2 separate regions of the Homo sapiens genome follow, and region 1 is linked to region 2. A link is an interaction called in ENCODE POLR2A ChIA-PET data of the cell type or tissue named here. Cell type or tissue: MCF 10A. All regions are shown on one strand. Each heading gives the region's core, and the rest is flanking DNA. Links, peaks and the distances in the headings are about the cores only.

Evidence for each region. Peaks named below come from ENCODE experiments on the same cell type or tissue, not always from the same donor. Only the 100,000 strongest peaks of a DNase experiment are listed, where the experiment ranks them.
Region 1: POLR2A ChIA-PET joins it to region 2 with 7 read pairs; 1 of 35 experiments calls an interaction of 5 or more read pairs at or near these places.

What each region holds. Positions count from the first base shown.
Region 1 is chr3:178,190,297-178,196,415 of GRCh38, reverse strand. It overlaps LOC105374235 (a long non-coding RNA gene), which reads left to right. Exons shown (of 11, transcript NR_188692.1): 10 at 939-1,037. Among named protein-coding and RNA genes, the nearest start is that of LINC01014, 230 kb to the left of the region's middle. In MCF 10A, for the core only: no CTCF peak of the experiment used is centred there; a DNase peak (open chromatin) is centred at 2,345.
Region 2 is chr3:177,831,662-177,837,780 of GRCh38, reverse strand. All of the region lies in intron 1 of LINC02015 (long intergenic non-protein coding RNA 2015), which reads right to left. Among named protein-coding and RNA genes, the nearest start is that of LINC02015, 18 kb to the right of the region's middle. In MCF 10A, for the core only: no CTCF peak of the experiment used is centred there; DNase peaks (open chromatin) are centred at 1,640 and 2,610.

The DNA.
Region 1 (6,119 bases), core at 1,272-3,771, 360 kb before region 2:
TCTGCAACCATTCTCTATTTTCCATGTCTCCATGAACACAAGTTCTTGATTCCAAGTGTTTTTTTTTTTAAACCAAAATTTTGGCCTTGCACATTCTATTTTATTGCTGTTTCCAGATTCCCAAATTATGCCTTTCAGAATTACTTTTGTCACCACTTCTCTACCAGCTAATAATATTTTCTCTATATAAATTATTGAATTAATGACTCAGGATTATAATCGCCTGTGAATTGTATGGTATTTAATTTCTTTTCCAGCAGGTAAGAGTAGAATAAAGAGAATGTAATAAGTTACATGCAGTCACAAAATGAGTCATTAGAATCAGAGACAGAATTTGGACACTGAAGACACAAGTCCTGCTTCTCAGTAGTCCTGTTGGCTGCATAATAATTTAACCTTCATGCAAAACAGCTGAATCATACTGTTCTCTTCTGTGTCATGCGTCCCATTTAGACAGGCTTCCCTGCCTTGCCTTCTTCTTTGTAATTCTTTTATCTTTCTGTCTCTTTGTCTGTCTGGTTTATGTATTTATCTAAATAATTTTTTTAAGTTTACAAATATTTCAGGAACTCTCTTACATGGTGGTTGAATGCTGATCGTTTCAAAGGAGTTGAAATGATCCCACCCTAAATAGCAAAGTACTACAATATTATTCTTGCCTAGAAGCTGCCCATGTGTATTAATTTAACTTAAGGTCATTGTGGGTGCTTTTTAACTTTAGGTTACTTGAGCTAAAGAGACTTTTCTTGAAAGAAAGTTTGGCAAGAGGAATTGGAGTAATACTTATTGGAACCTTCAGTAATTGGGGAAAGGTAGGGAAGGAAGAACTGAATTAGAAAAAAACCCACACTCAAAATGTGCCAAACCAAGATTTGATTAATTCAAAAGTTTACTTGGAGGTATATTTATTTCTGAATCTCAATTTCTATTTGTTATAGTTCCATGAAAAGTATTATCTATCAATATATGCCCTTATTACTCAGGAAGCAAATGGAATGACTGGCTTTCAGAAGGTGAGATCAGAGAGAACATTCAAGGTAAGAGTCAATAAATAAAATGCATTAGCATACAGCTAACGAAATGATGTGAAATAGGACATCTAGGAAGAGAGGTGGTCAGCTGTGAAGAGGGTGGATTGGAAGTCAGAGGGCCTCATTGTTCTCATGATAATGAACACATGGTGGTCATGGATACCAGGTCAGGTCAGGCTTCATTGTGAAGCTCTAATTAGATGACGGATGGGAAAGAATCATAAGCCCTATGTGTATATGGCATTTCTTCCCCCTCAAATATTACCTTGTACTGGTGTATTACCAATCAATGTCTTGTAAGTTAGGCAAGTTGGCCACTGCCATAGGTTCTCACCAGGTTGAGTTACCAGGCAGAATATAGGAAGCCCAGTTAAGTTTGAATTTTAGACAAGTAACGAATACTTTTTTAGTCTAACTATGCTCTAAATTATTCATTGTTTATCTGGAATTCAAATGTAACCAGACATTCTAAATTTTATTTGCTGTCTGGCGTTCTTACCACCAGAGAAAATATATTTGGTTAAGAGCTAACTGTCAGCATTGCATCTCGGAAACCTGATGTGGGCAGAGACAGTTAGCCAAGTCATTCATTATTTGTTAGAAATAGAGCTGTCAAGAGAGCCAGATATCCATATCATGTTATCTGTTAAATATGAAGCCATTTTAAACACCCAGTGGTTTCTTGACAAGCAACTTCTTCCCTACTATAGGCATGCCAAGCCAAGGAATTGGCAGTGTTTAGCTGCCTGGGACAGGCACTGCCAACATTTGCTTCTATAATTCTTCTTTTTCTCAGTCTTCGTGGATGATTAACCCACCAACCGTCTTCTGACTTATACATCATATTTTAGATTTAAAATTGCCATGTAATTCAGTACAATACATTTTTGCCCACCTTAAAACAACCCTGTCTCTTAAATTTGATCCTACATATCCCTGTTATATCCTAACTTTAAAGTTTAACCTTTTATTTTAATCTTATTTTGTATTATTTAATTTCCATGAAAGCAATCTTCCCATGGTGCATATACTAGAAACAGGTGCCAGTTATATGAAGAAAAGACACACCAAAACAGAAGGAAACTTTTTCAGAGGTTCAAGTAAAATATAAGTAAAAAAAAAAAGGCATTTTGAGAATTTAAGATCAATTTTTTTCTGCCCTACTTACTTCAAAGGAGTAAAGGAAGACACAATTCTACTCCTTTAATAAATAGTCTGCATCAGAAACCCTACAACCTGATCTGAAACTCAGGAAACAGGTAAAGCCATAAGCAGGAAGATGATTAAGAGTTTCTTTAGAAGTCCTGCCAAGACAAATCTCTGCAGTCAAAGTGGAATCATTAGTGGCCTCCTCGACCTCAAAGTCTTCAGAGAAAGTAGGAACAGTGGGTTTATTAGGTAATTCTCTCTATAGAAGGGAAGGTGTTTTTTTTTTTCTCTATATTCTTGACAGGCAATTGTACTTAATGGACAAATTTATCCAATAGACAAAACCTATCTCATTGTAAACTCTGAGTGTGCCTCATGGGCTAGTTCAGCCAAGTTTAGGAGATTACCAAAAGCTTAGCCATCCACATAGCACAGCAGATTTTCACAATTGAGACTGGGATTTTTAATCAAAGTAAGATCCTTTTCATTGAAAACTCCTATATAACTTTTGGAAATCTACACAAATAGTGCAATAATTAGAAAATAATAATGTTATGACAGAAATTATAATCATATATGGCTGTGTTTCTACTTTTACATTATTTCTGCATCCCCAATTCTTTGTTTTTAAAAAATGTTTCTAAATTGTTCTCAAATGATAGCACAAATTCACAAAATGTTGTGAGAAAATGAAAAATAAGAACTACTTAGAAAAGATTTTAATTCAAAAGAAATAATAGTTGAAAATAAATCCATTTTAAATTATAAGGCTTCTTAAAATGTATTCTCAGTGGACTAAAGCAATAGATATCAGCTATATAAAGGCCACACTTTCCTCTTAACGGTTTAGACAACTCAGAAGTTCACATAAAAACCATTTCTTAGTGTCACTAATATTTTATTTAATTTCCTATAGCAGAAAAAAAAAGCAGAGGAAATTATTCTGATGAAAACCAAAGACTTCCGACACTTTTATAGCATTAAAATTTATGGACACTAGAAATCTTTAATTTTACATGATTTCTTTTTTCTTTCCTCCCTCGTTTCCTTCTTCTCCACCCCTCCACTTTCTCTCAATCTCTTTTTTTCTTTTTTTTATGGTTAGAATTTTATGTCTTTGACAAAAATTTTATGACTTTTAAGAAGTCTTTGATACCCTAAAGAAATGAAGACATTCTCCTATATTTTCTAAACACTTTATGGTTTTACCTCTCACATTTTGGTCTTTAATTCAGCTGGAATTGATTTGCATGTGTGGTGGGAGGTAGAAGCCCAATTTTATTTCTTCTACATGGACACCCAATTTTCAGAAATGTTTCTTTTGATCTGCGGTGCCACCTTAGTGTTTTCATATATGATATACATTTCATATATTAAGTGTCCATGCTTATGTGGGTCTGTTTTATCACTGTTATGCTCCTCAGGTCTATCTGATTATCTTTATCTTAGTTACAGTGGTTTTAAGATCATTTTTCATATCCAAAAAGCCTGTTTTCCCAATTTGTTATTTAACAGTAGTTTAGCTGTTTTCATCTCTGTCTTTCTGCCTCTCTCTCTCTCTCTCCATCTCTGTGTGTGTATTTATTTACTTATATCTTAGTTGGTCAAACTTAAAAAATCAAACTTAGGGATTTTATTGGGATTGGAATAAATCTATATATACATTTGTGTAAAATTGACATATTTACACGTATCTTCCAATTCATGAATATGGTATATCTCTTCATTTATTTAGGTCATTTAAAATGTCACTCTATAAAATATATAATTTTTTTCATAAGGGTTAGATGTTTTCTGGTGCATTATGTTTTAAAAATGTCTTCCTAACTGAAATATTTTTGTTTGAGTTTTTATTTTTTAAATCTTGTACCTATGTATAAACAATTTGCTTTTGTATATTATTTGTGAAGCAACATTTTTATCTTCCCTTCTTCTAATTTATCTATCTACTTAATTTATATCTGCAAACTATTGCCTTCAAATAATTAAAATTTTGTTGCTTTCTCTCCCCACCCCAACCACTATAGCTTATAGTTCTTTTTATTTCTCTACTACACTGTTTAGGTTCTCCAATAAAATGATGAGTAGCATTAGTCATAGTAGAAACCCTTTTATATTTTTGATCTAAAAAAGAAAGCTATTATTATCTCTCTAAGTACATTGTTGCTATAGGTTTTTAAGATATTCTTTATCAAATTGAGGACATTTTTTCTCTTCTATTTGCTAAGATATTTTAAATCCATGAATACATATTAAATTTTTAAAGTTTTTTTCTTCATTTTGTAATTAATAATATAATTGTGGCATTATATATTCTTATATATAACTATATATTTCTAAATAAACAATTATAGTGTATAATTATTTTCCTTAATATTTTAATATAGCAAATAACATTAATTGCTATTCATGTGTTAAGTCTACCTTGTAGTCCTGAGATACAAAACTTGATGATTTTGTGTTATCCTCTCTACATGTTGCTGAATTTTTCTTGCTAAGTTTTTGCTCAGAATTTTAACATCTATGTATATGAGTGACTAAACCATGATTTTCTTATCATGACTTTGTAAAGGTTGAGATTAAACTATTGCTCATCTCATAACAAAAATAGGGAGTTGTTTTTGTGTATTTCTCCCAGAAGCGGTCTCTGAGACTTGAATTCAAATGCAAAAATGTGATTTGAGAGGAGCAGAGGAAATACTGGCAGGGAAATGGGCAAGAAATATAGGTAAGACGAAACAGTCCGTAAAGGGCAATGTTATTAAGGCAGCTTTCACAATGGGCAACTAAAATTTAATTCTGCACCAAAAATCTAGGAAACAGTTTTATATACAAATCAGAATTATACAACTCCAGGTCCAGGGAGTTGTATAAATATAAATATTACTTGTTTAAATATTCCCATCAGTCATTGCTTGAGGGCTGCCGGGGAAATGGGGTGTGGTGGAGGTGGAGGATGTTAATTCCCTGACATTTCTGGATGATCAGACACCTGGGGAAAATCTTCTAGAAGAGGCCCCAAGCACAGAGATAAATGTACTCAGTTGGAAGTGGTTCAGGGCACTCTGACCTGATAAAGTTTTTGGAATATTGGTGAGACTCTAACTGCTTCTCCTAGGAGATTGCTTTTTATTGTTGTTTTTGTTTGTTTGTTTGTTTTTTCCAACATTACAGAAGAGTTTTAGAGGTTTTTAAGAGAATTTTGGGTAGAACTTTCCAGGAAAGTCATCTAGGTATAGAGTTTTCTTTGTGAATTCTTTACAGTTATGAATTCAACTCTTTAATAGTTATAAGATTAAGTAAATTTTTTCTTAACTCTTAAGTCAATTTTGGTAAATTATATTTTTCTAGACCAGTTCATCCACATTTTAGATTCTACTAGCATAAATTTATTATTAATATGCCTTTATTATTTTTATGTCTACAATATCTATAGTGATGTCATATTTACATTTCTGATATTGGTTACTTTTGCCTTTCTTTTCTTCCTTTTCCTTCTTCTCTTCATAATTCTTTTTAGATATTTGTTAATGAGTCCTTTCAAAGAATTAACACTTAGCTTTATTAATTTTTTATACTGTATGCTTGTTTTCTTCCTTATAAATTTCTGCTATTTTATTATTTACTGCCTTCTCTTCACTGCATTTATTGTCATTTTTTCTAACTCCTTGATATATGTGTTAGTAATTTCAGACTACATTCTTCATCAATGTACACAATCTTACTACAGTTTTTTAAAATACTTTGGCTATACACTCCATGTTTTAAAAAAGATTTTTTATTATCATTAAGTTGAAAATATGGCCTAAAGGTATTTTAAAATTCCCAAACATGTGAATTCTAGCAAATCTTTTAACTATTGAGTTCTGGCTTAATTGTATTGCACACCATGTGGTGGGGTGTGCTCTGCATGCCAGCAATTAGAGTCATTTTTTTCTT
Region 2 (6,119 bases), core at 1,316-3,815:
GGAAGATGCCAAGGAGGAGTCAGGCCCACCCCCCATCAGGCAGGGACAGGGAGAGCATGGCCAGGAGAGGGTGACAGCCAAGAGGTACACACCTGATAAGCAGAGAGTGCGTCCCATTCATCTTTGTGTCCCCAGGACCTAACTCTGCTCCAGGCACAGTGAGGTTCTCTGAAGATACTTGGTGGAGAACAAAAAAGGAGAATAAGGAAAAAGATACAGCAGAAAGGTAAGAGGAGGCAAATGGAGAGGAGGCAGGGCGCTACGGTGGGGGGTGGGTGGAGAAGAGGCTGAAATTTGGAAAGATGTTCACTGAAAAAAATAAGACAGATGGAAAGCTCCACACCAGAGCGAGATTTGGGGTAATCTATCATTCATTAATCAATTTGATCCAAGACAAAATATACATAATGATGTTAAAATGTGAGGATTTCAGCCCCTGAAGAGAATGACAATTCTTAGAGCAATCCAAAGTCTGAGACCACGCTCTGCAGTGCAAACAGGCTGCCACAGCCAAGGCCCCAGGCCAGTTCAAGAGGCATTTGATGGGCAAGAAGGTGAACTCAAGGAAAAGGGTGTTGGGCTGAGCCACAGTGCCTTAGGTGGTAGTCACTGGGTTGAATGAAATATGTACCCCGGTGAGACTGGACCAGCAGTCATGATACCCCAGAGGAAATTATACAGGCCAAGAAAGAAGAAAACACTTTTAACATTTCTAATAGTAGTAATTATCTGGATTTATTGATCAACTCACTGAGCTTATCTGAAAGACAAGAAAACAAACTGGGATTTGACACTGACTACGGTCACAGCTGCCGTGTGTCAGCTTTAATTTACAACCATTCTCTTTGACACACAGTCTTTGTGGTATTGAGCAAGAATTGGTAAGCCTTGTAAGTGGCTCATTTATATGACTTCTGTGGATATGTGGGCCTCGCCTAATGCACATTAAAGAAACAAGCTGGACACTTGAGCTACATTTCAGTCTCTTAGGTAACAAAGCTGTGTACGACAGTGCTATTTTGGCACTTTTTGTTTTGGTGGCAATCCAAACATGTAGAATCTTCAAAATTAATTGTGGAAGACGGGAATATTTTGATTAATCTTCAGTGAATAATCTAGTTCAGCCAACATTTCTTGGCACTCACGTACACTGCTGCCCACAGGGTTATTTTTTGTTAAACTTCCTAACAGGATCTGATATTGTACATTGTAAATACATAAGTAAAATAATCAAGGCCCAAGGTTTTTTATTTGTTTAGTGTTAGGATTTTTTTTTCTTTTTTGAGACGATGTTAGACATACAGAAGAGTTGCAAAATAGTACAGAGGATTTTCTTAGAGCCTTCACCCAGCTTCCCTTAATGTCGACATTTTGCATAACCATCATACAATTATCAAAGCTGAGAAATTAACATTGCTACAATACTGTTTACTAAACTACAAAATTTATTCAGATTCCATTTCTTCCACTGATGTACTTTTACTGTTCCAAGATCTAACAGAGGTCTGATTTTAATACAAGATTGTTTTTTCATGTAAGAGAGGAGGTAGAGTTCTTAAGTCATGGGATCCCCTAGAAGTTAGGCTCCATGACAGCCAAGACCTTGTCAGTCTTGTTTATCTCTGTAACCACAGGCCCAGGAAGAGTGCCTGGAACATAGAGACTTGAACATGTTGAGTGAAGGAACGAATGACTAAGTGACCAGTCAGAACATTCTCTTCATTTTTACAGAAAGAAACCCAACAAGACCAGATTCAAGGGATTCTTTTAAATATTTCATTTTCCCTTAATGTCTAAATTCTCATGGTTACTTTGGGATTTTTATATGGCATAGTTAGACTGGAATTAGACTTGAATGATTAAGAATATTGGAGAAACAGGTAACAATCCCACCGCTAACTACCTCTTACCCTAACCTACAAAGCTAGGCTAAATGCCATTACCTGTGTTCCATTAAGTATATTTTATACCATACTTATTATACTATGCAATAATTAACTGTGCATTATAGAATGAACTTCTGCGCAACAGTTTTTTCATCTGATTATGCCAAATACCTAATTTATATTAGATACATAGCAACACTGAATAAATACATCGTTACCTTTCTTCAGTACACCAATCACCTGTACACCAACATCAAACACACAGTGTTATTTATATCACATTGTTGATGCTAATACTTAACAAATTGTTCATTATTAACGATAATGTAAAATTGTTCATAAGAAAACTGAATTTCACGCCCACATTATAAACCAAACCCTTAAGGGAAAGTTTATTCTAAGACCAACTAACATATTCTGATCTTCCTTTTAACTTCTAGATATATTTGTGACTTACAAGAAGTACATTTATGTTCTTTATATGTTTGTTAGACTTGCTCACCAAACAGAGTGAGCTGGTTTATTTTGACTGTGTTACTCAAGTACTTAAAACATAGCCACATGCTATAAGCTACTCAATAACAAGCTGTCTTTGGTGTAATCAAAAACAGAGCAGAGAATATGAAAGCCATTCACAGCCATTCTCCCAATGCTTTATGGCTACTTCCTAAAACCATCATTCACTCTCACACACAGTGACTCAGGCAAACCCACATCCTTCTCCCTGACAGGCGCGGTTGCCCTCCTGGCTTAATCCTACTGGGAGGCAAGACCTCATGGTGAGAGTAAAGGAGTTTAAAGGGTTTTAGACCAGCCAGCTGGTGGATAGGGCAGAACTTCAAGTAATCAAAGATAATTCACTCCTGGGTGCATGTGTAGTCACACTGTAAGCAAGTGTGTCTATCAACAAAAAACAAACACAACTGAGAAATCGCATCATAGAGAAACAAAGCTAAAAGGGCCCATGTAGAGGAAAACACGGGATACTAGAGAGGTAAAGTAACTCACCTTAGACCACACAATGGAAGTCCCAGTTAGCAGCCAAAATACTTCAGAATGAAAATCATTCGATTGATTTTTCCAAAATCACTGCTTCAAAACCACTAAAGCTAACAGCAGCAGGTATTGCAAATCAGGCCATGTTGCTCCCTTGCTTGAGACCTTTGAATGGATTCTGGTTGGGCTGAGGGGCCAAGCTTGTCAGTGTAGTTTACTAGCACTTCAACTCTCTGGTCTTGCTTGCCTGCCTGTCTCACCTCTCATCATTCCCACTTATACTCCACAGGATCCCATCACACTGTCCTGTTTGGAGTTGATCTGTGATGTTGGGTCCATGTTCCATGTTGTCTTTGGTCTCTGTTCCCTCTGCTAGAATGAATGTCACCCTGTCAGACACCACCCTCCTCTTTGTTCTCCTTGGACCCTACATTTCCCTACTTAACACTGCTTAGGCCAGAATTGAAATTGGCCTTTTTTCTTTGTTTGTTTGTTTCTTTATTTGTTTGTTTTCGCCACTTTCTCTATAAAATGATAAAAAACTTGAGAGCAGCAATCATGTCTTTCTGATTCACTGCTCTATTCCCAGGCCCTTGTACTGTGCCTGACACGTGATAAGTAGTAAATAAATATTTTTTCAATAAATAAATAAATACATTAAATTAAAAATTTCTTGTTAATTGCCTATAATTACTAAACATCCTATGAATATCATTTCCCCCCTGAGAAAATAACACTATATAAGCCTAAAACCAAGCCGTATAATATTTCATAGGGGTTGGTTTGCTATAAATTGAAAATCAGGTTATTAACATTATTATTCCCAAGCATCATGCTATATCTATGCCCTTTAATAAATTAGGTTACCAAAAACTATATCCACCCACCCTATTCCCACAAAATGATACTCAGAAAGCAGTTTCAACATTCTGGACTCTTAGACATCTGGTCCACTAATTTTGGATTTGAAGCTGTCTCCATAATAGTTGAAGAAGCAAGCTTTGAATTCCCAGCCCCTGAATACCAGGTATCTGGACCTTGGGCACTGTGACATTGGAGCCCACACACCTTCTTGCTAACCCTAAAACAATAAGCCTGCACCACCCATTATATGCATCCTTTCCACTGTAAGAATGAGTTTCCTATAAAAAATGCTTTATAGCACAGTGTCATTTTATGCACATAAAAGAGCTAAACTTTTATTTTTCTCATATTCCAGGGTTTTTCTGAGGGGACCACGTGATGATAAAGCTGTCTTTCTGCAAGTATTTACATCTCCTGTCTTCTTCTGCACGTGCATAAAGGATTGCATTTGAATCCCTGCCAAGATAAGTCTTAATTGATTTTTTTCAGGTGTTTCCTACTGCCATGGCAACCATAACCAAATATCTTTTCATGAATAGCTTTGTCAATTGCAATATAATATTCTCACTGAATACAGTCTCCAGTTCTCTTTCTACAAAGCTCTCAGGAGCTTTCTCTTCTCTGGCCTAACATCTCTTTTCCTTCAAGCCTCTGGGCCCCATGAAAATCATATATTTAAATAGCACACATGGTTTTTTAAAATGAGAACCTCCTATGATTTCCATCAGTAATAACACACACAAAGATAAAAATAGAGTATGCTTTCAAGGGTAATAGATATTTTATTACTGGCATGATTTGTCAAATACCTATAATCCCTCTCAAATCAACTTTGATGGTGTTATTTCGTTTTTTGTTTTTGTCTCCCAAGAAAAATCATTATTCATCTTAAGAGAGAACATCTTGTCAAGTGTTGCAGTTCAACAAAATAAGGAAAACATCTCTGCCAAAACGCAGCAAATGTGATTACACAAGGCCAAGGAGAAGCCCATAATTAGATCATTACCATGGAAACAACCTAATTACATGTGTAAAGCAGTGAGGGCTGAGTTGTAGATCTGAATATGTGAATATCATTGTCTATGTTATAAAATTTCTGCTACTTAGCTTTCCCCAAATATAAAATATAAACTATATAGATAAATCTTAGTTTAAATGAATGAAAAAATACTGTACGTTGTGTGAATGGAGTTCAGGGATATTCACTCTATTATAAACATATACATATACCTTAAATGAGAAAAAAATATTTCAATGTGCACATTAATAATAAATGTATATTAGCATGTAAATAGCTGAACGGCCTTAAGTGTGCATTCTGGAATTTTATACTGTGCAAAAAATATTTGCTAGAACAACCAAAGTTCTGATAAGGTAATTTAATTTTTCAACTATATTTTATTATTTATACTCAGGAATAATTTTATATTGATCTTCCCTTAGTTATTTAGAGGCCTGTTGTTTCTTTAAGGACTCATTTGTTGATCCCTGAAGGCTAAAATGTACATCTCCATTCACTATTCGGGCCACAGTTAAATAAATGTCCGAATTCTTAGGGGCAGGGGAGAGGCTACTCAAAACTTTATTCATATAGGTGTGCATTGACTTTTTTAAATTACCAAATCTAAATATCTCTTTCCCACTGCCTTTTAACACTATTTACAAGTGCTTTTGTGGCTAAATTTCTTAAATACCTTCGTCACTCTTCTTAACTGTCCATTTGGAAAGCATCTTCTCCAGCAGCACCAGATATTAGCTAGGCCCTGACCTCCTCCACCTCTCCTGGAAAACAACGTGGCTTCCAGAGTTCAGTAGGGCAAGAGAGGAGATGTTGCTGAGGTTCCTTCCTCCCAACTTCTTACCCTTACACGATCACGATCAGGATCACAGAGAGGATCCCAGAGCACAGGGCTGAGGGTAAGAGTGTGATGGGCCTTGTTTCTGACTGGTCTGCACTTCTCATGCCACCTGTGCCTCTGACTCTAGCAATGCCCCTTTCCTACTGTCATTCCCTACCCTTCTCTGCAGCTATAAGAACTGGTCTCCTTCTAGGGAGGAGAAAGAATGAAGGAAACTGTGGCTTTTTTGGATAAAGGTACAAACTCATTCTGGTGCAGTCTTCTGCATGCCTCCCTTAGCTTTCTTTTTGTAGCACATCTCTCTCACACACACACACACACATGCACACACACAAGCACACACACACAAACAACATACAACCTGAGAACAGAATAGATGTGGCAAATCCATCGGCAGCGCAGGTATCCCAATTACTAAGTCTCTCTTTAACAGAGGATCCAAGGGGTGTAGTGCATGAACAGGTAACTAGCTGGGGACAGAAAATAGAGCCCATCCACACAACCATAGAATCTG